Regions from separate parts of the Homo sapiens genome. Here region 2 is linked to region 1. Evidence: read pairs that join two places in POLR2A ChIA-PET (ENCODE). Cell type or tissue: A673. All regions are shown on one strand. Links, peaks and the distances in the headings refer to the core of each region. The heading gives the core; the rest is flanking DNA. Region 1 has its middle 330 kb from the start of LINC01507. Region 2 overlaps LOC107987084 (a long non-coding RNA gene).

The links. Peaks named below come from ENCODE experiments on the same cell type or tissue, not always from the same donor. Only the 100,000 strongest peaks of a DNase experiment are listed, where the experiment ranks them.
Region 2: POLR2A ChIA-PET joins it to region 1 with 7 read pairs; 1 of 35 experiments calls an interaction of 5 or more read pairs at or near these places.

Annotation. Positions count from the first base shown.
Region 1 is chr9:80,150,684-80,167,326 of GRCh38, forward strand. No RefSeq gene overlaps it. Among named protein-coding and RNA genes, the nearest start is that of LINC01507, 330 kb to the left of the region's middle. RefSeq lists an enhancer at 6,249-6,750. In A673, for the core only: no CTCF peak of the experiment used is centred there; a DNase peak (open chromatin) is centred at 6,978; H3K27me3 peaks cover 617 bases.
Region 2 is chr9:80,923,462-80,940,104 of GRCh38, forward strand. LOC107987084 (a long non-coding RNA gene) reads left to right here. Exons shown (of 3, transcript XR_001746764.2): 3 at 5,329-5,417. Among named protein-coding and RNA genes, the nearest start is that of TLE1, 760 kb to the right of the region's middle. In A673, for the core only: no CTCF peak of the experiment used is centred there; a DNase peak (open chromatin) is centred at 8,920; H3K27me3 peaks cover 803 bases.

The DNA.
Region 1 (16,643 bases), core at 3,950-8,949:
TTTCAGGTGTTTCTATTTTGTTCCATTGGTCTATGTGTCTATTTTTGCGTCAATACAATGCTGTTTCAGTTAGTATAGCCTTGCAGTACAGTTTGAAGTCAGGTAATGTGATGCCTCCAGCTATCCTTTTTGCTTAGGATTGCCTTGGCTATTTGGTCTCTTTTTCAGTTCCATAAGAATGTTAGAATAGTGTTTTCCTGATTCTGTGAAGAATTAGGTTAGTAATTTGATAGGAATAGCATTGAATCTGTAGATTGATTTGGGCAGTATGGACATTTTAATGATACTGATTCTTCCAGTCCATGAGAATGGAAGGCTTTTCCATTTGTTTGTGTCATCTATGATTTCTTTCAACAGTGTTTTGTAGCTTTACTTGTAGAGATTTTTCATCTCATTGGTAAGAGGTATTCCTAGGTATTTTACCTTTTTTGTGGCAATTGTATATGTGATTGTACTGTTGACTTACTTCTCAGCTTGAACCTTATTGGTATATAGATATGCTGCCAATTTTTATACATTGATATTGTATCCTGAGACTTGCCAAAATTGTTTATCAGACCAGGACATCTTTTCGAAAATCTTTAGGTTTTTCTAGGTATAGAATCATATTTTCAGTGAGGCGAGATAATTTGACTTCCTCTTTTCCTATGTGGATGCCTTATATTTCTTTGTCTTGCCTGATTGCTCTGGTTAGGACTTCCAGTACTGTGTTGAATAAGAATATCGAGAATGGATATCCTTTGTTTCTTCCAGTTCTTAAGGAGAAAGCTTCCACTTTTTGCATATTTAGTATGATGTTGTCTGTGGGTTTGTCAGAGATTGTTTTGATTATATTGAGGTATGTTCCTTTGATGCCTAGTTTGTTGAGGGTTTTTATTGTAAAGGTATGTTGGATTTTATCCAAAGCTTTTCCATGTCTATTGAGATGATCATACATTTTTTTAAAAATTAGGTTTATGTGTTGAATCATATTTATGGATTCATGTACATTGAACCCTCCTTGCATCCCAAGATTCAAGCACACTTGATGGTGGTGAATTAACTTTTTGATGAGCTGCTGGATTTGGTTTGCTAATACTTTACTGAGGATTTTTGAGTTTATATTCATCAGGGATATTGACCTGTAGTTTTCTTTATTGGTTGTGTCTTTGCTAGAATTTGGTGTCAGGATGAAACTGGTTTTGTAGAAAGAGTTAGGGAAGAGTCCTTCCTCCTCAATTTTTTGGAATAGTTTCAGTAGGATTGGTACCAGTTCTTTGCACATCTGGTATATAGAATTTGGCTGTGAATCCATTTGGTCTGGGGATTTTTTTGGAGGGTAAGTTTTTTATTACTGATTCAATTTCTCATTATTAGTATTTTCAGGATTTCTGGTTCTTCCTGGTTCAATCTTTGGAGCTTGTATGTACCCAGGAATTTATCTATTTCTTCGAGATGTTTTAGTTTGTGCACATAGAGAAGTTCATAGTAATCTCCGAGGATCGTCTGTATTTTCCATGGGATCAACTGTAATGTCCCCTTTGTCAGTTCTGATTGTGCTTATTTAGTTCTTGTCTCATTTTTTCATTGTTAATCTAGCTAGAGTCTATCAATCTTGCTTATGTTTTCCAATAACCAAGTTTTTGTTTCGTAGTTCCTTTGTATGGATTTTTGAGTCTCAATATCATTAAGTTCTGCTCTGATTTTAGTTATTTCTTTTCTTCTGCTGGCTTTGGGATTAGTTTGTTTTTATTTTTCTAATTCCTTTAGGTGTGAGGTTAGGTTGATAATTTGAGATCTTTCTGTCCTCTTGATGTAGGCATTTAGCACTATAAACTTTCCTCTTAACACTGCTTTTGTCAAACGGCAATTTTTAAATGATACAAAATATTATCACTTTTTTTAAGGAAATGGACACTGTCACACATTATAGGCAAAAGTGAAATGAGCATATATTTCTGGAGATAATTTTGATAATAGCTGTATTAAAATTAAGAGAATTATATACACTTGCATTCAGCAATTTATGTGTAGGAATTTACTCGAGGAACTAATGAAAATAGTATGCAAATACTTGTGATTTATTGACTAGCATGCAATGAACATCTTTACTTGCAAGAACAAGGTTAGTACTGAACTTACCACTACACTGTGAAGTAGATATTATTTTAATCCTCATTTGACAAGAGGAGGGAACAGAACATCTTAGACACTAATTAATTTGCTCAAAGTAACCTACCTTGTAAGATATGAGTGAGAATGAATTAGAACTGATGTCTGCCTGCAGAGCCTGTGTTCTATTGTTTGAAGCAGAGCAGAAGCTTTCTTCAAAAATCTTCCACTTAACTGGTTTACCAGATTAATGGACAATCTTCATTCCCTCTGCAAAGCACACAGATGAATGCTCCCTGTATGCTGTGTGTCTGTCACTGGTTGGCATTCCTCTGATGAGCCCAAACTCTCTTGCTTCTCCAGCTGAGTCTGAGTTCTATGCTTACCAATAGCCGGTTGTGCTTCTCCCCATGCATTTATCGCAGGTATAATTATCACTATCGTTATTTAGTTTAATTAAATATTGTATAAATTCTTCGCCCCAGGTGAGTGTGAAAAGACAAGAGTTTTTGTTCCTATGAAAACTAAGTTAAATACTTTAAACAGATTCATACATTTAAACTGCTAAGAAAGAAAAAAAATAACTGTTGCTTTGAATTAAGTGGAAACAAGGCAGCTGTAAAATATTAAGATTTTATTAACTCAATATTAATCATTTTATAAGTAGTGACTTCATATTGTTTTAAAATTCCTACTCCTACTAATAAATAGCAAATACTTATGGAGCACTGTGGTAGGCAGAACAATGCCTCCTGAGAAGTGCCGACCTCCTAATTCCCAGGACCTGTGAATATGTTAAGGTGCATGGTAAAAGGAGAATTAAGGAGCTAATAGCTAACTATAAAAAAGGGAGATTATCCTGGCTTATCTGGGTGGGCCCAATGTAATTAGAAGGGTCCTTAAAAGTGGAAGAGGGAGACAGAAAAAGAGAGAGTTAAAAAATGTGATGACAGGTGCAAGTTCAGAAGTGTACTACCTAAGGACTGAAGCTGCACTGATGGCTTCGAAGGGGCAAGAAGGGGCCACAAGCCAAGGAGTGCAGACAACCCCTAGTGGCTGGGAAAATCAAGGAGATGTGATAACAGATTTCCAAAACATACAAAGAACTCTTAAGACTCAACAATTAAAAAAATGAACAACTCAGTTAAAAAATGGGCAAAAGTCCTGAACAGACATCTCTCCACAGAAGATATACAGATGACAACTAAATGGAAAGATGCTCACCATCATATGTAATTGGGGAATTGGAAATTAAAACAATAGTTAGATACTTCAACGTATCTACTCAGAATGGCTAAAACACATAATATTGACGAAATCAAATGATGACGAGGATATGGAGCAATAGGAACAGGAATTCATTGCTAATGGGAATGCAAAATGTTGCAGCAGTTTTTGGTGACTATTTCCTACAAAACCAAACATACTCTTACCATAGGATCCAGCAATTGCACTTGTTGGTGCTTATCCAAAGGAGCTGAAAACTTATGTCCACACGAAACTTATACATGTATGTTTGTAGCAACCTTATTCATAATTGCCACAACTTGGAAGGAACCAAGATGTCCTTCAACTGATAAATGGATAAATAAACTGTGGTACATTCATAGAATGAAATATTATTCAGTACTAAAAAGAAATGAGTTATCAAGCCATGAAACAACACGAAAGAAACTTAAATGCACATCACTAAGTGAAATAAGCTAGTCTGAATAAGATTCATACTATATTATTTCAACAATATGACACCCTGGAGAAGGCAAAACTATGGTTAGAGTAAAAACATCAGTGGTTGTTCAGGGTTAGGAGGAAGGGATAGATAAACAGGCAGAGCAGAGAGGATTTTTAGGGTAGTGAAACAACTTGGTGTGATAGCTATATGTCATCATACAACTGCCAAAATCCATAGAATATACATCACCAAGAGTGACCCTTAAAGTAAACTATGGACTTTGGGTGATATGGATGTGTCTAGGTAGGTTCATCAGTTGTAACAAATGTTCCAGTCTGGTGCTAGATATGGATGGTCAGGGAGGCTGTTTGAGGTAGAGTAAGGGGGTGCAGGCTGGGGCTATATGAGAACTTTGTACTTTCTACTCAATTTTTCTGTGAACCTAAAACTGCTTTAAAAATACTATATATATATAATTATATATAATATATTATATATAATTATATATATATATACACACACACACACACACACACACATATGTAATATTATTAGGAGACCTATTCTCTTAATATCTTACACAAGGTTCCCTGGAGTACTTGCCCCTTTAATGCATAAGTAAAAAGATCACAATTTATCATTTTTCTTCTGCCCTTCCTCATCAGCATCCTCCATGCATTGAAAAAATTTTAAACTTCAGTCTTTATGATCAGTTTTGCCCATCAATGACTGAGAATTAAATAAACGACCTTTGGGTTTTCATATCCCATTGCTGAAGTGTTTCTTGTTTTGTTCTTAGAATACATTTTCAGGTTTTTAACATGGCCTGTAAAAGCCTCTGTGATCTAGCACCCGTCTGCCTCTCTTGCCTCTTGCCCCTCCTCACTTTCATTCTTTGTGCTCTAACTTAAAAAATAAATGATTCTGTTATTTGAGAATGCTACTTTTATTTTATGTTTACCCCACCCGGGCTTATGCACTTGCTGTTCCCTCTTTCGGAACTATTCCCTCCCTCAGCAATTTGTTTTGCTTTGTTTTCTCAACTTCAAATGGAGCTGGTATCTGTCCAGTGTATTTCCCAGGCTATTGAGAGGTTTAAAAGTCAAATACATGATTACAGATTCTCTGGGGGGGAAAAAAGGTGCTAATTTAAAAAACTAATTGTAGACTTTAGCCCTGGAAACCCAACTTACTCCATGGGAACAGGAAAGTCACCCTGAAGCAGTTGCACCATCCAAATAGGAAACACCACTAGGAAGAATTAAGTGAAAGAGGAAACTAAGGGTAGTCAGCATGGGAGTGGTGATAAACAACATAGACTCTGGGCAGGTGCACTTAGGTCCAAATCATAACTCTTTGTGAACATTTGACATTTGACAATTAACCTCTTTAAGTCCTAGTTTCCTCCCTTGTAAAATGGGGAATATGACAGTCTCCTACATGTTAGGGTTTTGGTAAAGATTATGAGAATAAGCATTAAATGCTAATTCAATATTATGTGCATTATTACTATTATTATTATGAATTCTATTTTGCATATATTGAATTTAAGTGCCAGTAGGATATCCAGTGTGCAAGATGAAGCTGAGTATTTGCCTCTGAATTTCAGGAGCAAGATACGGGTGGGTAATTTGTACTTGTGAGTCATCAACGTATACATAGAACTTGAAATCCTGGGCATCAAAAAGATGACCTGAAGAGAGTGTGAAGACTGAAAAAGAGGTGTGGACCTTAACATCTAGGTGATGGAATTGAAAACAAGGCCGAGAAAATGTGACCTTTGGAAAAAAATCAGGAGTCTGAGATGTCACAGAAGTCAATGCATTTTATATTTGAAGAAGACAGATAGTTAATTTGGAGAAATCAGTAATTTAGTGACTCACCTCCACATTCTGGATCTGCCATGCATGTGAATAAAATTATGCCTGGGGAAAATGACAAATGGTTACATATTACGGACCTCGAAGAGTTTCTGGCAAAGTCAAATCTGTGAATAACCCATCTGTGAAAATCAAGAGTCTCATGAACTTTTGGGACCCCTGATATGATCTGTATGTCTCCTGAAACACAGCACTTAGTCATTTTTGTAGGACAACACTGTTCATGACATCACTGATAATAAAACTATCCAGGCATTAAAAATAAATTAAAAATATGGAATTTTTCTTGACTATTGGTTCCCTCAGCAGTAAAATATACACTTTGAGTTACATAGAGTTGTGGATGGTTTAATTAAAAGCTACCACTCCATGAATATTAGAGAGATAAGAAAACTGCAGCCAGGGGTAAGGTGCCTTATCTGAAAATGCGAACATAACAAAGTGGTAATGTTATCTTTTGAATTGGATTTTTAAATAGAGTAGCTGTAATGCCCCATAAAGCAACACTCCTAATTTGTAATGTAAAATTGTACCCCTCCTTTGCATCCCTTTGCTGGGTTCTAGTTCTGGCTGATAAAAGAGGACATGAAACTTGAAATAAGATCTTTGCATAACAAACACCTATGATTCATACCTGATGTGCAGAAAATGGCCATCTGCTAACAAGCACATGTGAGCAGCCTGGCTATTTGCTGAAATCTCATGGGTGGACCTAGGTTTAATCATACATGGAAGAGCAAAGTGTTTCTGTTCCCAAAGGAATCACCAGTCTCCATGGGCTAATGCGGAAGATGCTGGCAATAATGTAGTTACTGATAATTGCCATTTTACAGAGCTTGGATGGGTGGGGTCATTCAATTAGAAACGCCATGCTGTTTCCAATTCACCTGGTTGGGATCAAAAGGTGCTTTAGCTTGAAGTGAAATGAGAAAGAGAAAACCAGTCTCTCACCCCTCCTGGGCCACTAACCCTGCTTTCCTAGGCTTGCAGTGTTTTGAAAGCTGCTCTGTCTGGCCCTTGAAATTGCATTCAAATCCTTCTCTGAAAGTCCTCAGACAGTAACCAATCTCATATGGTGAGGGCAGCTTGAGACTGAAAAAGGAACATATAACTCTGATGGGTCTATTGAATATACTAGAAGGCATCTTAAAGTGAAATAATACAACTGGTTTCAAAAGCTACACTTCCCCCCCAAAAGTCAGCAAGGGTAAATTGGATGGGAATGCGTAAAAATTGAGTTCCTTGGGCTTTTTTCTGTGACTTGGTATCAGTAAATTTTCCTCAATCTCTTTTTATTTCCTGGCTTGCTAGCCTCCCATTCATGTGCTACAGTAGAATGTAAACAGCTGGTTCATTTGCAATCCATTATGACATTTATAATACTGCCATCCTCATAAAGACAAGGATTATTGTTAGGGATATGCTATTTCTAGAGTCTAACGACTTGTTATCTGACAGAGCGTGTATCCGGATTTTAAACTTATAATTAATCACAGTTTGGTCCACTTGAAACTGACCCAAAAAACACAAACATGAGAAGCTTTTTCATTGCTTATAAGAATAACAATTGAAACATGACTAATTTCTTGAAACAAACCCGCTCCTTTTGTCTCTTTGGGGTGAAAATATTATTTTTAGCCAGTTCCTAGATTTACACGAGCTGTACATTTTGACTCTGACACTTCCCTCCTGGTATTTATACTTTTTATTCATAAACTTGGACATTGACAAGGTATTGTAAATAGTCTTTCAAGGATTCCTATTTTAGGACTGGTGCACTAAAGAGGGAAAGATCAGTTGCCTCCACTGCTTTAAACCTTAATAGGTTTAAACCTCAGTCAGGGGAGAGAGAAAAAAAAGTATGTCTTTTTAACTAATATCCATGTCATCTTCTTAATCATGCTGATTCTGAATAATTCAGCCTCTATGGAAGTTGCAGAGCCAGAATCTATAGCTCTGTCTCTCTCAGGGGTGGTGGAGGGAGGAGTTTATTATTAACAAGTTTGACAGGAGAGAGCTCTGGCAGGTTAATTGCTACAGCAGGACTAGCTGGGAGTTTGCTGGTGATATATAGCGACGAAAGCGAGTGAAGGAGATTGACTATGCCTGTTACAGAACAAATATCTTCATGCACCTCAGGTTTCTCAGAAAGATATGAGAAATAAATGTTCGCTGTTCATTTTCTGTCTGCACAATAAAAATAGCCTCCAGCTAAACATGGCGACTACAGCACAGAGACTTAAAAAAAAAAAAGGAAATTTGCAAATTAACATTATTACAAACATTCCTGCCTGAAAGTGCTGAAAATCAATTTCAATATATTTTGCATTTTAATGAATTGCCAAAGAGATAAATCAGACAGTGTTTGAGGAATGCTTGCTTGGCAATGATGTTTTCTTATCGCATCTTGTCTTAACTGATAGCATTTAAAATGAAACCAGTGTTAATTGAAGGCGTGGGAAATGTAACTGCTAGTTAATGAAGTAAATGCATGCTAGTTATGCAGAATTAGAAATCTGCTTTAATGTACTAACTCTAACATTGTCTCCCTGTTCTGTAGCCTCCTCATTCCAAGGCAGTAATACTCAGTATTATAAATGGTTGAAAGGCAGAGCCCACGCTAGAGCTAAGGGCCATTGTGTTTTAATCCCCCAGTGGAAACAGGATGCAAATACTGTTGTTTTTACTTTACACAGTAAACAACAAATTTCAACTCCTGAGCCTTTGGGGAGCTTTAGGGGGAAGGCCGAGTCTCCCACTTCTTTTCTTCAAAGAAAATAAACAACATAACTTTTCAATCTAACATCTGTTTGCACTGTTTAAAATTAGGCAGCTGAAAGAGGATGTCAGTTTGCTAATGTTACCGAGGTTGTAGCTTTCTCCATGTCTTATCCATCCATGCTCAGCACATAGTATGTGCTCATTCAAATTTTACTAAATGAATGGAAGGATGGATAATTGTCCTCTTTTGATCTCCATGTCTCTAAACAACAGAGAAATCATTATATTTCCTAATCTGTATGTCTATGTGTTTAACACAACAAATAATAAACTAACACTTTCTAATAGCATGTAGAGAATATACGTGCATTTTTTTTCTTTATCTTCTGCAAGGATATAATCCTTCTGCAACTTCACATTGTTCCTTCTAATTGCTTTTCGCTATCCATTAGTTTTCTTCCTTTCTTTCTTTCTTTTAATTGTGTAAAAATAAATAAGGCAAACTATTTTTGGGGAAATAATTTCTTGAAAAGTAACAAATGACTCATCATTTGGCAAACTAAAATTAGGCAGCAACAAGGATGGGAATTTATATTTTCTTCTGCACCATAGAGTGTTTTAAGTCTGGAGGTGACTGAGGGGTTCTTTACGTTCTATCAATGAGACAGAAAGGCTTACCTTGTAAAACCATTTGGCCAATGCAAGATTTGTTCTCCGTAATGCAATTCTTAGGAGGGCTTTTTTTCCTTAAATTTTAAATTTTATCACCAGTGTGTCAAAAAACTAAACATCATTTTGCAATTGTGAGGAATTCGTCATTAAATAACTGTGTAATAGTTAAGGGAAAAAAAGTTCCCAATGCATAGAAAATATGACCATTAGATATTAATCATGGAAAATTTGGAAGATGTGATTAATATTCGAACAAAATAATATATGGCATAGAAGCAAGTCTCTCCTACTGTTAAAATTAAAGCCCTATTTACTAATATGTTTAATATGTTAACATCCTGTCACCCTGATTGTCTCATTCAGCCTTGGATACAGCTAAATATAAACCCCTCACACAACCAGATTTTATATACATCATATATAAAACATGGAATTGCTTAATAAACATGGTGTGTTAAGGTGATGAATTCTTACAGTAAACCCAAGGGTAAAGAGCCTTTAAAAATTAATCTAATTTCTCCTGAAACACTTTTCTACAGAGATTATGAAATGGCTTGTAACCAAGCTGGCTTTGAAAAACTATCAGTAACAGCTATTTTTTCCTGATCATTTAAAATGCCAATTGTAGGTATCAGAGGGGTAATTGACCTGGCCTGTACTGGAAACCTTATTGCATAAAAGGCTTGGGACATTTTTCCTTTTATTGATTTCATTTAACTTAATATAAACAACATTTTAAAGTAGCTAGCAAAAATGAATGATTAACCAAATTTCAAATTGACCCAGAAACTCACATCTGTCTGAAGAAATGCAATACACATAGTATTTTAGTCATAAAATGAAAACATGAAGCAATGCAATGTCTATTTTTAAAATGAAACAAAGTTGCAGTTTTAGTTTTGTTAAATAATATTTTCAAACTAGCTGCTTCCCTTTCCACCCTCCACTAAATCTTCTTCAAAAACCGTATCTGGGAACTTTCTATTGTAGAATGTTTTTTAAAACTTCTTTAGGTAAGGGCTGTATAATGCATATGATGCATTTGAAGAATACTAAAAAAAGAAAATAAATGGCCTTTTTCAAAGATGGTAGATATTAATATAATTAGTATTTCCTTGGGGTCAAATATTTCCTGTCCCTACCCCCATTTTATAATTTATAATCCTGTTATGTTATTTATAATATAAGTAATACTGTTAGTGGTGTCTGTTGGTGTTGTTTTTTAACTTTAACTTAAAAAATTAAACTTACCAGGATTTCCAAAGGAAAGACTTGAAATTTACATGCAATTCAGCCAAGCATTTTTTTTTTTTTTCTTGAGATGGGGTCTCACTCTGTCATCCAGACTGGAGTGCAGTGGTACTATCTTGGCTCATTGGCAACCTCCGCCTCCCACGCTCAAGTGATTCTCTTGTCTCAGCCTCCTGAGTAGCTGAGATTACAGGTGCACACCACTACCACCCGGCTAATTTTTGTATTTTTAGTAGAGACGGGGTTTCACCATGCTGGCTGGGCTGGTCTTGAACTCCTGATCTCAAATGATCCACCCTCCTCGGCCTCCCAAAGTGCTGGGATTATAGGCATGAGCCACTGTGCCTGGCCCTAGCCATGTTTTTAAGATTGTTTTCCAGAATGGATGATGACAGGTCTTACTAAAATATCATGGCTATAATACTAAATGGCAAAGGGACATCTGTTCTGGGTCCTCTGGGTGGTACTCATATTGCAGGAAAGAGAACAGTGAATCAAGTACAATCAAAAACCCATCTCTCCTATAAAATGATGGAATCTTTAGATTCCCTGAAAACAGAAATATTTACACACAGCAATTAATTAAACAAGCAGCAGAGATTATTTAAAAAGCTCACGTGAACTAAGCAAATATATTTTAGCACAATATAGTTAATATCTCTAAGCATGGCTCCAAAATTCTTTCTTCTTCTTGGCATTTGGCCAGTGGTAGTTTGAAAGAGTGTCTCCAATTTTTCCATCCTTTCTGCATCTACACCTTGACCATGGTTTCATTATGGATGGGCTGACTTTCCCTATCTTTGAATTTGGGTCATTTGACCTGGACTGGCTAATGGCACATAGGCAGATGTGACGGTATGCCAGTTCTAAGTCTAAGTCTTAAGAGGTCCCATGTATCTACTTGCATTTCTTTGTTTTTTCTCTTAAGTAGAGACAGGGTCTCACTATGTTGCCCAGGCTGGTCTCAAACTCCTGGGCTCAGGCAATTCTCCTGCTTTGTCCTCCCAAAGTGCTTGGATTATAGGCATGAGCCCCCATGCCCAGCCTCTACTTGCTTTCTTGACATCAGACATCACCCTGAGAAGAACTAACTGTGGCTTACTTGCTGGTCCAAGGACATAAAACACACCTGTTGCAGACCTGAACCCGAAGGCCTGCAGTACAAAGCACAACAGCACCATCTGTTCTGTTAATCCATGCAAGTCTGGTGTGTAAACCAATCATTTTTTCAATGTTTGTTACACAGCATTATTATATTACTTTTAATGGCAAAAACTGCAATTACTTTTACACCAATCTAATAGCAATTTTTGACTGATACAAGGACTTTGACCAAAGCTTGTTTTGAAATAGTTGTTTACAAAATGTTAGAAGTTAACTATGTTGTCATTGTTTTCAGTTTAATATTAAATATGTATTCTGGGCTGTGTAATATTTTCAGTTTCTAAGTTACATAGGTGGGATGGTTACAGGTTTTATAGTTTGTGCCAATTTTCTTTTCTTTTCTTTTCTTTTTAAGATGGAGTCTCGCTGTGTTGCCCAGGTTGGAATGCAGTGGCGCAATCTTGGCTCACTGCAAACTCCACCTCCCAGGTTCAAGCGACTCTCCTGCCTCAGCCTCCCGAGTAGCTGGGACTACAGGTGCAGCACCATGCTTGCCTAATTTTTGTATTTTTGGTAGAGACGGGGTTTCTCCATGTTGGCCAGGCTGGTCTTGAACTCCTGAGCTCAGGTGATCTGCCCACCTTGGCCTCCCAATGTGTTGGGATTACAGGTGTGAGCCACCACACCTGGCCCTAATTTTCATTGTTAATGGAAGAAAGAAGCATAAAACTCTAGGAGTAAGAAGACTTTGATTAGCAATGACTTCCACAGGAATACATTGTACATATTTTCAGATACCTGTCAGAGTATTAATACTGGGTCTGATTGATCTCTTGGACCATCACATCCAGAGCTGCATTTCATCAGTGGTGTGAGCTAGCCTCATAACCCAGAGGTCAAATGATGAAGATATCACTGGCTAATTCTGCTTTGAAAAAGTATACATAAGTACAGGGCATTAGACTGGGAGGTGGGAGGTCTGGGACCTAACCTTCTTTATGCCACCAATGTCCTGTTACCCATAGGACAAGCCTCTTAGTAACTACTTGAGTCATAGATCTCATAAGACTATAAAGTTTTGCAATTTTCTAATTCTAGTTGTCTCACTTAGCTCTGTCAATTCACAGTAATATCAGAAAATGAAATTCTGACAATATCATTGTTAATAACATAAGTATGGGAGAAACCAAAGAGAGGTCTACAGACACTTTTGTGGCTACTCAAGTATCTCTCCAATAAAATTGATTTAAGAAAGGACATGTGCAAAAAGTGAAAAGACATCCAGGTAACAAAAGGGAAATGGTACTAATACAGCAAAAATTCAAAATAAGATAAAACATGTAAAATGCTAAATTAAAATATGAGTTATGATGAGAATGAGAAAAACATTGATGGCATTGGCTGACTGATTGGCATTACCTAAACCCAGACAAATGGAGTCCCTTCTATGAGCCCTGTGCTTTAGAGGATCCCACTCCGGTCTGGCCTTGGTTACTCCCCTCCTGTTTGAATGAGGAGATCAGGGATCTAGATCACATGCCCACATGGACCAGATCCTATGTATCTAAACCATGATCTAGGTAGCTTGGGACCCTGAAACTTCCTGCCAAAGCTTCAAGTCTGCTTTGAGTACCTGCACAGGCCTCTCCCCTAACTCTGTCCTCCCAAGGACAGGTGGTCAACACATAGCTGTTTGTAGGGAATGAAACATAGCCTGTATGTGTGAGCTGAAATATGCTTGATAGTGTTCAATATGGAGTCAGGGGTGGGAAGAGGAGTAGGGTGGGCCTACTGCTGGCTTTACTGGTATGTAACCTGTGTAATCATACAGGCATCCACACAGAGAAGGACTTCAGACTTAGTTTAGTACTCTGTTATTGCTATCTTGCTATTCTTAATAATTTCATCCTTGAACTTGTTCTTCACACATCAAATCTAGTGAGAAAACTAAGCGTGCACATGAATAGAGGAAGTACATGACATGTGGACATCCACTGCCATTCTTTACCACTGCATTTGCATACGCCGTCACAGTGCCTCATTGGCATGGAATCTAGTAGACCCACAGTGAACAGGACTTCAGTGAGACTCGAAGCAATACAAGTATACATGTTAGGTCTATGTCTAAGTGGGATTGCTAACAGCCCTGATAGGCTAAGCTTTTCATCTGAAGCAGAACTTGCTTTAAATGTGGAGAGAGTGCAATTGCATTCTAAGAAACACAAATTATCAAAGAACTCTAGCATATTCTTTATTGTGCATGTTAATTCTCTTTATTAGCCAATCATTTACAATGAAAATGATGACATAGAAGGAATGAGAAAGATAGGACAATTCATAGTTCCTTTTCCTTTTAGTACTTCCTGACTTATCAATAAGCCAAAGGCAGAAATTTTTGTAGGCATGTACACACAAAAAAGGGAATGAAAAAGGAGTTGAATTAATTTTGTGCAGTTTTCCACTATTGTGTTAACAGTGAAATATATATTCATGTATGAGCTATGCAATACAAATCTTATCACTTAGGTCACTCTACAAATGAGTTAAATGTGCCTATATTTGCATATAAAGCTGCCATTGTACAATATAAAAAGGTTCACTATAAACATTTTACAATATAAAAATATTTGCATTTAAATTGGCATTGTGTAACATGAGGATATAAGATTCATGCTAAACACTTAAAATTTTAATTGTTCTTTATTCAAATAGCAAATACAAAAACCCAGAACAAGTTGAAAAAGAAAAGGAAAAACTTCCTATTTTAGTACATTTAATCATATTTTGCTTCTCCTTCTTAATAGTGGCCTTGCATTTATATTTTGCACTGGGCCCTATAAATTATGTAGCTTATTCTGGTTGGGAGGCTGTTGATGATGACTGGCTCTTGCATTTGACTTTATATTATATAAAAAATTGGATATGTTTCAAAATTTTAACCAGTCCTTTAAAGTTCTTTTTAAGGATATTTTCAAGAGAAGAGGAGAAAACCAACCTAACAGATTCTGGTAGAATTATAACTTATCAACATTTGCATATATGATATGTGGGGATTTGTATTTTCTCTTGTTTCAGGGCCTGCAATTATTAGCTGTGGGCTTGCTCTTTGGAGCCAGTGGTATTATGAAAATAAAGGACAGTAAGAATTTTTGGTTTTTTGGGAAGAGAGAGTACTGACACAGGCTGTTTGTTGCCTCTACAAAATCCAACTGTATCAATGTCAGAGAAAGTAAAGGAATGTATCTCTATTTAAAAAATGAATGTTAAATCCTACAGAAACTCCTGGGGAGAGGAAGGCAGTTGTGACCTGGCATGGAATGGCAGAAGTAGTCTAGGCTAAAAGAAGGCTTAAGCTAGGAGTTGCCATTAGGAGATTGGTTAGGAGAAAACTCTGGAGTGGTGCTGCTTCAAAAAAGAAAAAAACACCTGCCCAGCATAGTTTTGTCTCCAGGTTGTAGCAGGGCATCATTAAAGTCTGGCAAATGTGTAAATAGACTGCCTGAGCCTTTAGAGTTGCCTTCTACTTTCTCCTACATTCTGAAAGTTATATGATTGAGAGGTAAAGCCTTTGAAGAAGAGCAATGTCCAGGGAAGACAGACAGGGGGAATTGCAAATGTTTCACGTTGGGCAAGAAATAGGTAAATTCAAGCCAAGATCATTGGACTAGGGATCATCCATTCCAAGGCAAATCCTCTCTCCTTAAATTCAGTAAGAGAATCAGAGAATAGAGCCTCGGCTTTGACCACCCCTCCTTGAGTACAAATTAACAACAGAAGTCATACCCTAGGCTACATACTGGGAACCTACAAGTGGGATGGCCATATAATTTATTATTAAAACCAGGACACTTTTGAGTGTAAAAAGGGGAAAAATAATTACCTGGGCTCAGTTGGTATAAACTGAGAATGTTCCAGGCTAACCAGGATACATGGTCACTCTACTCAAAATTTCATTTGAAAAAGCACCTTTCTGGATGAACAGATTAGAAAAAGTATTTGCCGCAAGATGGACAAGTTGTAAGAGTAAATTAAAAGGCACAACTTCTGGGCAGAAAAACTAGAAACAGGTACTAATTTTGGACCCCCAAATTAGGAAAAGATATTACCATATGTCCTGGCTTGACAAGTGAATGACTCCTTTGAGTGAAGAAAAGTTCATTTTGACTTCTGGGAGAATGTAGCCCTGTGCCAGGGCACCAACTTGGTGATGGAGCACAGGTGCATTTCAGGTCTCCTGGCCCTTTCAACTGTGCATGCGTATGCAAGTTTCAATTGGCAGAGTCATGTATGGTGGTCCTGCTTATGACCCGAGAAGAATGTGAGCACCAGGGACTGTAGCAAGGCATTTGAGGAGCACGCAGATCATACAAAAGAGAATATATCAAAATGATAATTTCAGACTTAATTAAAAATAAACGGTGCTAGATTTTAAAGTCAGCATACTAAGTAGTTGGAAAACAAAATGCAAGAATAGTCATAATCTGAAGCAGGAACAAGCGAGATTAAATAAAAGCCATTAGTGAATACCATGAAAGGTCACTGGATTAAAACCGTAAAGTGTTGCAAACAGGATAGGAAAGAGGAAAACCCCACATTTAAAAAATGTGTAAGAAACATTAAGAACACTGCAAAGAGAACATTCAAAAAGTCACAGAAAGAAAGAATGAGTAGATGAATGCTACATCGATAGATCTCATGTGAACATCAGGTTTCTGAATCGAAATGCAGTTCTTAAGATAATGAAGTAATAATTTTAAAGTTTAGGAGGAGAATTGATGGAAACCTTGAATTTTAAAGCCTGCTAAGTTAACATTTGCATGTAGTCACAATGAAGATATTTTGGGGTACATAAAACATCAGAAGGTTTACCATATAAAAACGTCATTTGAAAACACTTGTTAAGATAGCATGTCATAAATAAATAAATAAATAAATAAGCTCTGAAATATACAGGAAGTATGGTAATGGTATTTTATTGTCTTAAAAAATAACGGTCAGATCAAATGGCATATTCGTAATAATTCACAATTAAAAATCTTAATGAGGAAGGTAAGGGAAGCCCAGAGAAAGGTAAAAATCATGCTATATTGCTTTTCTTATTTGAGGGACATTATAGAGGGATGTTTGAAATACTCATGTGGAGAAATGAATATAAGTAGCAGTCTTTGTGATGTTCTTAATGTTTCTTATAATTTAATTTGTATTTAACCACAAAAAGAAAAAAGTGAGAATGTATACCTTTCAAATAAAAA
Region 2 (16,643 bases), core at 6,721-11,720, 780 kb after region 1:
CCCCAGTGAGATCTCTTGCCCCTTCCACTATATGAGGTTGCCGTGAAAAGATGGCCATCTATGAGGAAGCAGGTCCTCACTAGACACCAAATCAGCCAGAGCCTTCATCTTGGACTTTTCAGCCTCCAAAACTGTGAGAGATTTCTGTTGTTTTTAAGACACCCTATCCATGGTATTTTGTTATACCAGCCTAAACAGACTAAGAAATGACCAAAGTGGATATAGGGGAGAGGGGAGAGGTCTGGTCATATAAATCAGCTAATGCAAAGGCTCTGAGACTGGATTGTGCTGGGTATGTTGAAGGAACAGTAAAGAAGTCGAGATGTCTAACTAGATGGAGTGAGCAGGTGGGACAGCAGGAAATAAAGTATGCCTTGACACAACTACCTACCTCAAGGCTCCTAAGATACAACTAGAGGAAATGATGTGGTTTTGTGGAATTTTGAGGTTCCTGGGAAAGCAAAAATGGATCTGGTTTTTACTCACAGGTAGGCTCCTAGTACCCTCATCACAGGGTTCTCCTGAAGCACATGCAAATTCTTTGGATTGAAGAGTTCATGTAAGTGGGTTCAATGTAATCAATGCAATGTTAAGCCAGATAGGTTCCAAATTAGAGTAACCCTCAGGAACTCCAGAACTCACCTAGCAGGAACTGCAACAGGGATGTTGAATGAACGTATCATTAGTGTCAATATCACAACTTGTAAATAAGTCTACCCTGAGCTTGTTTAGTCTTCTAGGGAGATGGGTGAGAAGAAATTTAGGCTAAAATTAAAGGTGTAGTTTCCCAGAGAAAGTTTCATATAAAAGAGGTAGAAAGAGCAACTGTGGTTTGTAAGGGAAGTGGATGGAAGACAAACAAGAAATTTCAAAAGATTTTATATTCATAAAAAAAACCAGGTTAATATATAAAAACTAATTAGAGAATTGAGAAATTAAACACGTCATTGTCAAAATATAACATTCATTAAATAGGCTGATTATCATAAGTTAGTAAATGGTGTGTTTTAAATGCTACTCAGTGATGAGAAAAAAATAAAGCAGGATAAGTAAAACCAGGAGTGCCAGGTGCAAAAGGGGAAGGGGCAGGAGAGGAGAGCTGGGCAAAGGCCCTGAGGCAGGAACAAGGTGGGGAGGCTGCAGTGGAAGGAGCTTTGCTCAAAACTTAAACACCTTCAGACAACCTCTGGCTCTGTTTCACAGTTAAAATGGCCAAAGAGAAGCAGAAGACCTCTGTGGGCCCCAGGGTCATCAGGGACCCTCTAATTGTGCATTTGTTTGCATCAGGAGGATGGAACAAGGAATAAGGATACATGACACAGAGGGAGAACTATTCGGAAGGAATGAAAGAATATTTGAAAAAACAGATATGAAAGTAAATCAGGTCTATGCATTCTGTCATTGTGCATGTTGGCCTGCTGACCCATCAATAATTATCCTTTAGTTATTCAGTAAGTGTTCTACTGTCTTGCTCTTGAGCAGGTCCCAAGCTAACCTTGAAGGACATATATGTTGGGTCTGCCACTGGAGAAAGTAAGACTCCACCAATGCAGAACTGAATTCAGCATTTCCCAGAGATGTTCTGGGGGTTGCTTGTCTCATTCAGTGTTTCGTGATAACATGATTGAAACATTTGGTATGTTAGGAAACCACTGCACACTCTATCCCTGTCTTGGTGATTCCTAAATAACTGGCACATTAAAGGCTTTGAGAAGCCCTCACATAAAAAGACTAGGGCTTTGTTTAATCCATCACTTCCCAAATTTACTTCAGTAAAAAAACATTTTATTTGTGTAACACATGTTCATATGTATCAGAATTAATGATCCATAGAATCTGCTGTGGGGGGAGCAGCCTTTGGGTCAGCTTCCTAGAACACTAACCCAGGCAGTGTGCAAGCATCCTTCCTCCCACCAAGTTTAGGGTCTTCATAAAGTGCTATCCCTGCCTGGCAGGATCTTGAACTAGAACTCATCCAAACACAGCATAACAGGGTGGCCTGTGATCCTCACCCACTTCTTACTCTTCTTTTTCTTAATAGGGAGAATTATCAGTGATGTCTCCATCAAACTCTCTCTCTTTTTCTTTCTCTCTCTCCTTCTCTCTCTCTTCAGCATTAAAAATTATCTATCCTCTTTTTCTCTTTTTACTGCTTAATTCTCCTTTATTAACTATTATGAAAAAGAAATAATAATGTAACTAAAATAATGTAGGTCATAACATCACCAAAGGGATAGAATACGGCAAAAGAAGCACATGAAATAAGTGCTATTGCAGTTGAGGTCACCGGTAACTGGCATTTCACAAAACACCAAGGCCTCACAGAAAATGTGAAGGGCTGGTAAAACTAAAATAAATGGAGGATATTAATGAACATCCTGGAAAACAAGGATGCCAACATTCTGAGCAAAGATGTATTAATATATAAATCATTTTTTTCCTCCTCTATTAGCAATGATTTTACCCTTATGGCTTTAAGTAACCAATTCAATATTTGAAATGCTTATATTTCCTAAACATATTTATACATGTCTATTCTATTAAAGTTTTCTTCTATATTAAATGTCAAAGAATAGTAGCATTCTCAAGTGGAGACATTTGCTTTAGCTAGGGTAATGACAAAACCTAGAGGGGAAAGTTGTCTCTTGCTTCTTCAGGCTTCTGAGGCAACAGAGGGACTGTTTTTATGTGCAAAACATAAAACCGTGAGCAAAAAATAGCAGAACTTAATATGGAATTTTGATATTTTGTGTCCTGCCACTAACTGGCCCATGACAGTGGCAGGCTCTTTTCATCTTTTTGGGTTTTTCTTTCCTCATCTGCAAAAGGAAGCAATAGTATCTAAACCAGGAGTCAGCAAACTGCAATCAGTGAGCCACATCCAGCCACTGACTATTTTTATAAATAAAGTTTTATTGGCACACAACCACACCCACTTGTTTATGTCTTGTCTACGGCTGGTTTTGTTCTATAATGGCAGAATTGAAGAGATATGAGTAGTTGTGACAGAGACTGTGTGGCCTGTAAAGCTTTAAATATTTACTGTGTGGCCCAGTACACAAAAGTTTGCTCAGTATGGTTTCTGCCAACTCTCACATCATATGATACAGAGTATTACCCTACAAGAGGCTTAATTGTTGTCATTGGAGTACAGGTGTTAAGAGTTGAGTAAATGGCCTCAGCAAACCACCCCAATTTAAATATTTCATGCACCCTTAGTTGATTGCTTTTGCCACCCACAGCATTTTGACAATGAACCACACACCAAATTGCTGCAACCAGTGCCAAGGAAACACAGTTTGAAAACAAAGCTTGCTTTCTGGTCCATGCCTTATGAAAATGTATGATGTGAATTGCTCTCAAATAAGGTGTGCGTTGTGCTGTGTCTCCGGCTTTGAATCCCAGAAACCACAACGTTCCTCAACTCAACCTCCTTCATAGAAGAGGGAGAGCTTGCCTTGCAAACCAGATGAACCAACTCTGACATTTTATTTATTTTTCTTTCTGGAAATGCTCACTCAAAGGGAAAAGTGTCCCCAAATTTTCTGCAGCTGCTGTCTGGATCATTTTTTAAAAATATACTCAAGGAAGCTGCCTGGGTGGCCATAGAGAATGATTGAATCAGCCTGAATTTCACATATTGAATGCTTTGAACAGGTCTCAGTGATCAGATTATCACAGGGTCCTGACCATGTCTAGTAACCCTTTCACAATTGACTCCCTACTATTGCCTAACATCTGCTACAATACCAAAGGGAATTTCCTGGATGATTCTCTCCCCCCTTAACATTTAATCCAATGCACTGAAAGACAAGCAACTATTCCAGGTTTAGCATCAGAGAAGAATTCATTTAGAAAAATGTCAAAAACATAAAAATTCAATCACCAAGTGATTATTAGACACTAAACCTCAAAGTCTCAAAGAGATTCTAAATTTCACAAGGGTGCAGTTTCTCATCTTTTATATGTTTTTAAGGGGAGGTGTGCATGTTCTGTCAAACAGTGGCATAACCAAGATACCAATTTTGAATAATTAATAATGGCACATAAAATACAAAAAATAACAACAGGTAAGAAAAGTCAATCATACTGGAAATTTGTAGCAGTTCAATAAAAAATGCTACTGGTGGATATTGAGACATGTTTATGAGTTCATTCCGACCAACAGCTGGCCCTGTTTATTCTCTTACATCATAGAAGACATTGGACACTGGGGACAAACCCTTACAGGGTTTGGGGTAGGACCATTTCTTCATATATATGTCACATTTCTATCTACTTTCTATGTTGAAATGTGATGCTGCAAGACAAATAAGCATTTTGGTAAGAAAACAGTTTGGAAAGTACTTGTTTGCTCCAAAATTCATGTTGAAACAATCTTGAATGCAATAGTAATAAGAAGTGGGGCCTTTATGAGGTGATTACGTCACAGGGGCTCCTCCCTCGTGAATGGGATAAATGCCCTTAAAAGGGAGGCTTCAAGCGGTATTCAGCCCTCTCTTTTGCCCTTCTGATCCTCCTGCCATGTGAAGATGCCTAGATGGCTCCATGTATAGGAAACAAGCTTTCATCAGACACCAAACTTGCAGGTGCCTTGATTTTGGACTTCCCAGCCTGTGGAACTTTGAGAAATAAATTTCTGTTGTTTATACATGACCCAGTCTCAGGTATTTTTATAATAGCAGCACAAACAAACTAAGACAGAAAGTTTGGGGTATTTAGCTGAACAGACTATGCTTCTTGCTCCCATGAGACTGAGCACTTTGTACACCTGTGCCCAGGAAGTGAATCCCTCCAATTCCTCTCTCGCAGAAGAAAAGAAGAAGAGAAGGAACAGGAGTGGGAATTTAAGAAAATAAATCACAAACCGCTTCAAATCTCTGCAAGCTCCACTTCCCACAGGAACATCCCCAGAATCTGAGGCTTTTCTTGTGTTGAGAAAGAGATGAGGGCAGGTCGTTGGGTTTCCCTGCAAGCATCCTTTTCCCACTTCCAGTGTAGGTACAGGGAAACTGACATTGACTAATGCAAATCAATATGCTTAAGTGGCATGAATACATTATTTCATATAATGCTTACAAAGCTGCAAAGTTGACATTATTATTTGATGATTATCCCTATTTCATAGGTGAGAAGATTTAGACTCAGACCAGGGAAACCGTCCACAGTAATATATTTAGCAATAGCAAACAAAAAAAAAATTGATTTGTTTAGTTCCAAAATTCTTGCCGGTCACATTACATCCCTCTATGAAGAGAAGTCCTCCTTTTCAGAGCCAAGCTTTCAAGCTCTCAAGATAAAACCATTACCACTCTCTTTTTTCCATAGAGAATGAGAGAACCCTCTGATGTGGAGTGAGCAGGACCTGAAATTACTTCCAGAACTATCCTTGGCACACACCACAAAGCCCCAAAGCTTTGACTTGTAAGTTTCTATAGTCTTGCTGGTCATGCCCTGGAATGACTCAGCAGGATCAAGACCAGTTACAAAATTTTACCACTTTTCTTTGTGCCCAGTCTAGAAAGATTTCTGAGAAGGGTTGTGATGTATCCCAAATGATATGCAGAAGTGTATGGGAGTGTAGGTGACTATGCTGCAGGTATGTTTTTTTGCCCAGTGTACACTTGTGAGGTCCTGGTCAACATAAAGAATAAAGACAGGTTGCCTCTTTGTTTTCACACTCGACTGTTCCCACTATGCTATGGCTAACTCTATGCTGCTCTCAAGGACACAGCTGTCTCTCCTCCATCATAATGTAAAGATAAAGCCCACATGGAACTCAGCAAGGCAGATACACCAAAGACAGGAAGAATCTGAAATTGTGAAAAGTTCAAATTTTATATGTAGAAGTATATATCTTACAATCCTATATAAAAGTTCATATATATATAGATAGATAGATAGATATAGATATACATAATTACTTGAAAGTATTGTACACCTGCATACACATATGTATTTGCATATATGTGCAGGCAAAGAAAGTACTGGAAAGTAGGCAGTTGAGATTTTCAAATGCTTTGAATGGCTATTTTAATGAAGAGCTAAGAATGATTTACAAAGTTTAGTTCTTCTAAAGTACTTGAAAGCAATTTCTTCTCAATGGTAGGTAAGGAATCCCTGTTTTTGATCTTGTTTCACTCACTTTTTTTTAGAAAACTTTAAATATAATATACATATAAATAAGATGATGCAGCATTTGTTTTTCTGTATCTGGCTTATTTCGCTTAGCATAATATCCTCTATGTCCACCCACTTTGTTGCAAATGACTGAATTTCCGTTCGTTTTAAGGCTGAATGGTATCCCATTGTGCATACAATGTTCACCAGAGGCTTGGGTAGGAGGAGGAAAGAAATAGATAGTTACTGGTCAAAGGATAAAAAATGTCAGAGAGACAGGAGGAATAAATTTGAGATCTATTGTACATCAGGATAACTATAGTCAAGAAAAAATAATGTACATAAAGGCATTTAGTCAAAAGTGGATTATCTAATTCCAGACTTGTGAGAACTTACAGAAATGAAGGCATATCTGAGAAAGTATTTGCAAATAACCACTACTTCACTATTCCAAAATTAATGTCCAAAAGGCCTCTCTGATTATCCAAATCCAGAGAAAATAAATTTTGAATACATAATACAAGGATATCCTTGTAAAAAGTGATGGCAGCTGCCCCTGCACAGAGAAATGGAGGGGCTTAGAGAGAGAATTACATATTTATATACTTTTGTGTCTGTTAAATTTTGAATCAGGTGTTTTCCCTATTCAAAAAAAATGGAAATTAACATCTTTTAAAATTACTATTCAGTGTTACTATTTTTACTTAATCTCTCTTTGACAAGCCATTTATCTTACATTTATTCTCCTCATGTATTTGCCATGACTTCCAAAATCTTCAAGAAATCTCATTGCTTCGTTTTTATCTCTGCACCATGTTCATTTCTCCTCACTCATATGTTGCACCAAAAATATTCTTCAGCACTTTTCATGTTTTTATGCTGCATGTCTACATTTGGATTATGGTTTTCCAGGGAGATTGCAAAGGGAGGTAATATGAGTGTTAGTTCTCATTGACAGCCTACGTTAGAATTTTAGCTCCTGCCTCTTACTAATTTTATATCCATGGTCACATAACTAAAAATCTCTAATACTCAGTTCCTTCATTTTGAAAAGAGGATAATAATAGTAATAATATCTTGTTGTGTTGTCAAAATATTAAATAGTACATGTAAAATACTTTGCCTAGTACTCTGTACACTGTATTCACTCAATAAATAATTATTTTTATGCCTTTGGGTGTAGTACACTCTGTAATTCTCACTTCAAATTCTTACATTTCAAGAAATCATGTTGTTAGTTTAAAAATTGGGTCTGACTGAAGCGAGTCATACAGGAGGCCAACACACATATTTAAAAAAAAAAAATCCCAGTATCACTGATCATTGAAGAAATGCAAATCAAAACCACAATGGGATACTATCTCACACTAGTCAGGACATCTATTATTAAAAAGTCAAAAAATAACCGATGCTGGCGAGGTTGTAGAGAAAAAGGAACACTTATAAATTGTGGGAGTGTAAATTACTTCAACCATTGTGGAAAGCATTGTGGCTATTCCTCAAAGTGCTAAAAACAGAACTACCATTTGACCCAGCAATCCTATTACTGGGTTTATACTCCCAAAATACAAATCATTCTACCATAAAGATGCATGCAGCACTATTCACAATAGCAAACGTGGAATCAAACTAAATGCCCATAAATGGCAGATTGGACAAAGTATATGCGGTACATATACACTATACACTACAGAATACAATGCGGCCTTTAAAATAACTAGATTATGTCCTTTGCAGGAACACAGATGGAGCTGTAGGCCATTATCTTTAGCAGCCTAACACAGAAACAGAACAGCAAATACTGCATGTTCTCACTGATAAGTGGGAGCTAAATGATAAGAACACATGGACACAAAGAGAGGAACAACAGACACTGGAGCCTACTTGAGGCTGGAGGGTGGGAGGAGGGAAAGGATCAGAAGAAGTAACTATTGGGTACTAGGCTTAGTACCTGGCTGATGAAGTAATCTGTACAACAAACCCCCATGATATGAATTTACTTATATAACAAACCTGCACATGTAGCCCTGAACCTAAAATAATTTTTTAAAATAAAAATTAAAAAGTCATATATAGGCCAGGCATGGTGGCTCATGCCTGTAATCCCAGCACTTTGGGAGGCCGAGGCGGGAGGATCACGAGGTCAGTTTGAGACCATTCTGGCTAACACGGTGAAACCCCGTCTCTACTAAAAATACAAAAAAGTAGCCAGGCGTGGTGGTGGGCACCTGTAGTCCCAGCTACTCGGGAGGCTGAGGCAGGAGAATGGCGTGAACCAGGGAGGCAGAGCTTGTAGTGAGTGAGCCGAGATCACGTCACTGCACTACGGCCTGGGTGACAGAGTGAGACTCCATCTCAAAAAAAAAAAGGTCGTATACAGACAGTGATGGGAATTGGAAAACATGGGCAAATGATAGTTGTCATCTAGAGATTACATTTCTTCTATTAATTCCCCCACAACAAAACAAAAAGGGAAACATGTAAAAACCAGATAAGAATATCCCCTTCTGCCTTGTTTTTTCTTGAGTTGCTTTCTTGATATGTTGCCAACCAGAGTATGGAATCTAGGTTCTGTCAGTTAGGCACTGTGTTCACCCTGAGTTTTCCTCCACGGTCTTTTGGTTTTGATCTTTGTTTCTCAGTGCTCCCAATTATTTAGAAATAATTCCCAGCCATAACCCAGCCTCCATCATTAGCCATTTGCCTGTCTGGCAAGACCTGCTCCAAAGAGGAAGTGAGTGGAAATGCTTTCATGGTTTGAGTCAGTAAACTTTTACTGAATGTCCAACACATGCTGAGTGGTATTCTCCAGCAGCATGGGGTGCACGCCTACATCCTAGACATAAAAGAAATAATAGATCTGGCTCCATTCCACTGTAGTCTTATATAAAGTCAAAATGAAATACAGAAAAGCAAACTTCATAATATACGTGGATGAACTTTGTCTTGTGCAACATTGGGTTGACATATACAAACTGGGCCAGGCTCTTGCTTTCTCCTCTTTCTCCTGTTTCTCAGCAAATGCTTGACCCATCATTTCTGATTGAAATATGTTTTTCTGGCAGGAAGATCATCTGGCACACATATTTTGACCAATTCTCAAATAAAATAAATGGGTTTGCCTCAACCTCATGTGTGGAACAGACCGTGGGTGGTCATTCTGAATTTGGACTCCAGGGCAGGAAACACCCAGCTTGTGCTTTTCAAAGTGCTAAGCAGTCAATTAACTAATTACACTCAGATATATTCTTTTAATCTCCATGGCAGGACAATTCAGCACTGCTAGATCCAAACTGTATTGCACCCAGATCTGGGAACGTGTGAAATGGCCATACATAAGAACATACATAAGGAACAAAAGAGAATTTTAAAATATATGGGCAATGAAGCATAATTGTGCCTCTTGTACCAGTCACAGATCCTGACCCTTATATCCGCATTCACTTCATAGACTCGCTAGTGATCTTGAATGCAGTCAAGAAAAAGCAAACATTTTACATCCCCTGATAGAAAGCAAAGGAACATCTTGTTCTGCTTGCTGAAACTTGGCTGTTATACCCAACAGTAAAATGTTCACAGGCGGACTGTGTAGGAAGAACACCTGAATTCTGGGGAAATGCATCATTCATCACTTTTTTGCTTTAAATACTCAGAAATATTTTTTCTATCATCTTGTGCCTTTTTATAGGCTGTTAATGATGGGAGAACCTGATTAAATGCAGGCAGGCTTTCACATTTAGAATGGATAAGAGAAAGGGAACGAATGCTAAACATGTGTCATGCACTACCAGCCAGGGCCCAGCTTTTTATTATGTTTTATAAACTTTCAGATTGACATTGAGTTGGAAGAGCATTCACATTTACATAAACGTGCCTTATTTTGCACACAATTGCTACCAATAATAAACAGTGAATGGTTGAACTAATTCCTTTACTCCTTGTGGAAAAGATTAACTTTCCTGCCATTTGTTTAATATTTGCTGGAAATTGGGAATTCCAAAGGTCATGAAGTACAATTTCCCAAATATTCAAAGCCCAGATGTCTATTAAAGAATGCAGAAGCCTTATAGATCAGGACATCTTCTTCCATGGGAGATGCTTTGGGAGTGTCAGGTTTGACGTTGTTTTAGCTATTCACATGGCCACAGAGTTCCCAAACGAGCACCAAGATGCCTGCAGCAGCCAACTCACAGAAGCACTGGAGGATATTTTCAATTTTGATATTTCAATTTCTTTGATATTTTCAAGGAAATTGAATTGAATTCAATTCAATTCAATTCAAACCCAGCAACAGCTGTCTAACACCACACAAACTAGTACTATTAAGTTGTTTGGACCTCACTATTAAAAACAATAATAATAACAGAATGGTCAGGCATTTCTTATGGGTTAGAAGTGCCATGAGAAAAACTACTGAGACATTAGGGTGTCAGGAAATCAGAAAGTTTGGGAACCTCTAACCTCTCATTTATATGAAGCCTAAATTCAAGAACATGAGCTTATATATGGTGTCTAACACATTCTATATGCCAGAAAGCATATTATGGGGAGTAGAGGAACCTTAATTTATATAACACTAATGAAAAAATATCACAGAATAGGGTCTCAGCTCTCTCTTGTTCTCTATGCTGATTGCTATTTCCAACATCCTAAGGATTCCCCTTGAAAGAATGACCAAACAGTTCTTGGCAGGGAGGAGCCATGGAATCTGGACTTTGTGTTGTTTGCTGTTTAACAGAGGGGGATTTGAAAATAGAAGTGAGATCACATCTGTTGCTCTCATTTCATCTTTTTTCTGTAATGCAATTCTTGAGGAGCTTGTGCAGTGCCTTTGAAACAACTTGCTCTAACAAGAATTGCGCGAGGCCGTGGATGCCAATAGTGTAACAAGGAAAATGTTCAGTGCAGCCCTCCAGAAGAGTTGAGGAGACTGGCAAGAACTATCAAGCTCTAGAGGGAAATGATCTGTTTAAGAAGCAAGGAATTTGGGGATTAGGAAACTTGTGGAAGTATGTATAATTATAGGGTATAATATGTAGATCTAGAATATCAGGACTCATGGCTAAAATAGAAAAGACTTTGGCCACAATCCTTTATGGATAGCTGATTGAATTGGGACACTAGGATGTAAACATTGTCAGTTTGTCAAGGAAGCGTAGGTAGGGGAAAAATACCTGTGGGCAGGGGCAAACATAATCTTCATGTGCCCATCGTGGAGTCTGTTGAAGGATTAACCTGCCTCTTTTGCCTTACAAGGGCGACTTAATGAGCCACTCATTCTTTATAGTTAATTCTACAACATCTTTGGAAAAGAAAAAATAATGTGACTAATTTCAACCTCGATCATACTCTTGTAGTTCTGTCCCAAAGACAAGAACTGAATAATAATATTCTAGCATCAAGACTGTTAAGGGAGAATCATACCAAGCATTGGGCATGTGACATCAATCTCTTTCTCTGGGCCCTTCTCTGCTGAACCTCTAAATGTGCCCCAGGTCCTATGACTCCCTTTGCTCCAGGGTCAACTTCTCTCTAGAAATTTCATTCATCTTTCCCTTATGGCTTTAAGGGATACTCATCTACTGCTAAAATATGTATTTATTTCTCTAACCCAGATCTCTTTCCTAGACTCCAAATTCATATATCCAATCATCTATTAAACTGTCTCTACCTGGATATCCAATAAATGTTCCAAACTCAACATATGAAAATAGACTTCTGGATTCTCCGATCCAAAACCTGCTCCTCTCCCAGTCAGTGTAAATGGCATTCCCACCACTCAGTTGTTCAAACCCAAAGCTTATTGATTTCTGTCATTCTTTTATTCCATAAGGCCATTCCACCCACAAATTCTTTTGATTCTTCTGCTTAAACCTCTCATAATCTCTCCACTTCTCTTCCTGCCATCTCCCACCAGCCATTATCTCTTTCCTGGCTCTATAGGCCTTGAAACTCATATCTCTTCCTCCATTCTGTCCTCCCCCATCCAATTTTCTACACATAATCTTTAAAACATAATTAATTTCATTTAACCTCTCTATGCAAATCCTGTGATGGCTTCCAAATGCATTAGAATGCAACTGGAACTCTGTAACCACAACTGAGGAGCCTATACGATTTATCTCTACCAACTATCCAGACCCATGTGTTATCAATCTCCCCTTCACTCTCCTTCAATCTCTTCAATGCCATGCTCATATATATCTTTTCTCTTTTCTTCAAAGACACCACCATGTTCCCTCCTTCAGGACTTTTAGTGCCTGCGTTATCTTCCTGAAATGCTTTGGCCTCAGTTCTTCACATGCCTGGCTCCTTCTTGCCACTTAGGTCTCATTTTAAATGTTATCCTTTTTTGTGTGGTCTTTTCTGTCCAACCAATTTCACAAATTTTTGTCACTTCCTATCATCGTCACAAAGCAATAATCACCACTTGAATACCTATTTATTTATTTATGTAGTTGGTATATTTATTATCTGTCTTACTCCTACTGAAATATAAGCTTCAGAATTATAGGAAATCATCTTCTCATTCAATACTCTATGACACAGCATGCTGCCCAGCAAATGGTAAATGCTCCGTACATATTTATTGAAAAATTTTAAACTAATGAATGGGTATTTCCAGCTAGCTCTCCCATTTTGTTGCTAGTTATGTATGTCTTCTACAGTGGTCACTTGTGGACATGATAACTAAAGCTCACTTCTCTTCAGACTTACACAAATAAGAATAACTACATAATAGAAAATGAGAAAAGAAAATTGAAAATGGTACTGCAATTCCAGCTTAAATTTAAATAGTTGGCTGTATTTTACCTGGCATGGTGGCTCACACCTGTAATCCCAGCACTTTGGTAGGCCAAGGCGGGTGGATCACCTGAGGTCAGAAGTTCAAGACCAGCCTGGCCAACATGGTGAAACCCTGACTCTACTAAAAATACAAAAATTTAGCCGGGCATGGTGGTCGGCGCCTGTAATCCCAGCTACTTGGCAGGCTGAGGCAGGAGAATTGCTTGAACCCTGGAGGCAGAGATTGCAGTGAGCCAAGATTGTGCCATTGCACTCCAGTCTGGAAAACAGAGTGAGACTTTGTCTCAAAAAAAATCAAGAAAAGTAAATACATAAATAGTTGGCAGTATTTTAATACTTCTAAAAACTTTTATATCTGATAAATGACTAAGACAAACATATTCAATTAAAAATGTATATTTCTTCAATTAGGAAACAGTTCTTACATATTTATTAGAAATTTTTCTAAACTAATTTCACAGGCTTTGATACAATACACAGAACTGGTTGTTTATTTTTATCTATATTTTAAAAGATTAACAGAATTAACTTAAACACATTTAAGTAGCTTCTATGTGCTACCCTCCTCAGGGTTGGGGATGTAAATAGTAGTATAGGATTGTGTTACGTCAAATTAAACTATTGTGTTTCTTAGACATTTTAAGAATGTTTATTGGGGCCAGGAATGGTGGCTCACACCTGTGATCACAGCACTTTTGGAGGCCGAGGCAGGTGAATCATTTAAGACCAGGAGTTGGAGACCAGCCTGACCAACATGGTGAAACCTCATCTCTACTAAAAACAAACAAAAATTAGCCAGGCATGGTAGTGCACTGCTATAATCCCAGGTACTTGGGAGGCTGAGGCAGGAGAATTATGTGAACCCATGAGGCGGAGGTTGCAGTGAGCCAAGATCACGTCACTGCGCTCCAGCCTGGGCGACACACCCAGACTCCGTCTCAAAAGAAAAAAAAAAAAGAATGTTTATTGGCATGTTTATTACTCTGCTTGAATAAAGTGTTACTTGATTCTTTTTTTTAATTACCTAAGTTAGGTTAAAATTTTTAACATATGTCTTTAAAGCTTTTACAATTAAGATATTTCAAGTGCATAACTCAAAAAGTTTATGAAATTTTTGGTTTGGGGTATGATTTTTTAAAAACCCTGCTTTTTTCAATTCCTAGAATGGTAATAAACAACTTATATCAATATTTAGCTTCAAGAGTGTCAAGCAGTCATAAATTCCCCCTTGCTTTCATTTTACTAGATATTTGCTGCCTAAATAGGTGATTTTCCAGCCCACTGAAGCCTATACATTTGAGCATTTCATAATTTTACTAATTGGTGTATAAAAAATTATGAAATTTATGATTTCCTTATTTATTCCCTCAAAGAAAGAACATGTATTTCTTATTCTCTGAGTTCTCAAAAGTAAGCATTTCCCTAAGTACTGCTGGTATTTTGCCCAAACCCTTAACTATTTCCTGTGGATTTGAAATGAGTTATCTGTTTAGTAAATGTCAATGTTTCTCAATTGAATGAGGCTAATCTTTGAACAGGACTCAAGAATGAGAGATTTGGCCTTTTCTGCCATCTCTACCACAGAGAAGTAGAAGGCAACCAAGATCTAAATGGAGGCGCAGGTGTAAATATCACACCCACTTACCTAGCAGACTTTACCCATACCTCCGATATAACTATGTCAATCATATAGGCGGCATTTACATGTCCACCTATGTCAATTATTTGCCAATCTCTTAATAGGTTCTGAATCTGGATAGGGCAGAGGAGTTTTACTGATTGAATGCTGTCAAAACCTATCATCCTGTTTATAGGCCTGGAACATTGAGAAATAGATAAGGAGTGAAATTGGGGGAGACAAAATAATGTTCAATGTTTGAGGTTTGTCCTTAAATGAGGCTAGGATATAAGGCTTTATACCTTAAGCTTTTGCAAGTATGGACCAAGAAAGTTCTTGATCTTGACATTTGCAGCATCTTATATTGTTCCATGCAGTCAGTTATTAAAATGGTGTGGTTTGCTTTTTAAGTGATATGGTTTAAAAGAACAGCTTTAGGACTGGTTTCAGCAAACAGTGGTCACATGTTATTTTGACTTTGGTGGATTACTGCAGGTCATCATGACTTTGTTCATACCAGTGGCTATTCATGGGCAGGTAAATGGCTGTTCTGATACAGCCTCAGGCTTCTTAGAAACACATACTGCTTACGGAAATATTTCATTATAGAAAAAAAGAGCTTTTAAAATTTTTAATGAGTTGGAATGTTTTCTTTCTGCAGTTTACTGTGTTTCTCAGCCAAATATGGGGTGTGTGGGAGACCGGGAACTTCAATCTTGAGAGAGCTGAGTGTTTTAATCATTATAAGGTCCTACTGATATTGTAGTCATAAATGGTTGAACTTCCAGTTTCAGCTACAATACTTCTAGTTTCAGCTCCAACATGTAAAGTACTTTGAAACTGTCACTCCCAACTTTACAACAAGGGAAAAAGCTTGACAAACTGAAAAATGACTTTTCTTGGATCTATCAGAGAATAGAAGTCTCAGAGTAGACCACCACTGTGAAATCTACAGAAACAGGCAAGATGAATAGTCACAGCCAAGAATTGTTTATCCAGAGCAGAACCTACTGGGCCATAAACTGGTAGGAACACTGAAATGGCAGTTTAGACAAATCGCTGGAGGCTGAGTGTGGACATCCTGGGAGCCATGGTCTTAGAGGATTCCTCACTTCTGTGGGTTTCACCTCCAGGAACCAAACCAGGTGCTCACCATGAAGAGTCAAAAAAGATTTCCTCTGCAACAGAGGGAAAAAGTAATCCTTGTGAAATATACCAAAGTGTTCTCCATAATAAAGTTCTACTTTATTGACCATGTCTTTTACTTTCTGTATTATGATGTGAGACATTTCTGGGCCTTGCTGACCCTGGAAGGGACTGCCCTCCCAGGGTTACCTGGTTCCTAGAGATAGTTAATAACTCATCTGAGCGTGTACTTTTCAATACAAGCCAACCAATCCAGAGCCCACACCCCAAATACCTGCTTTATCAGGTCTTATACTCTTTATCTATCTGCTCTAATCACCCTAAAGCCAGATATGAAACAACTAGGGACAGCCTCTATGCCCCAGAGCCCACTGAAATTATTCACGGTGGCCAACCCTAAACCTGCTTATCTTACCCCACTTATTTCTTCCTTCAGAAACCAAAATAAGGGTTGTTCCCATAGTTGCTCCCACTACTTCAGCCCATGATGGACCCCAGCATCTCCCCTTGTTGCCCGTGATGGGGTGGCATGTCTTCTCCTCTTGGGAACTGTGAGAATTCAATGACAATTGTCTCCTGATATGTTGGCCTAACTAGACCTCCAATTTTGTATTAGTATAATATATCTTAGAATACCTACTCTGTGTGGGAAAAATCTTTACCTGAGCCTTATCCCACTTACTTGGGAGAGAAATTAAGCAATGCTAGCCTTCCTGTTTCACATGAAGGGTGGGAAAATAAGGGGCATAAACCAAGAAACCTTTGCAAAAGTCATAGCCCAGGAACACAGGTCAACTAAAAGATTCAGATTTAGTCAGAATATGATAGAACATTTCCCCTCTCCAGCAATTTACCAGATCATCAACAGGGCTTCTGTGTGATAAGTGCATTACAGCTAAAAGAGCTTCAAGCTATAGATTCTACTTAAGGAAGAGTTTATAGGGAAATGCAA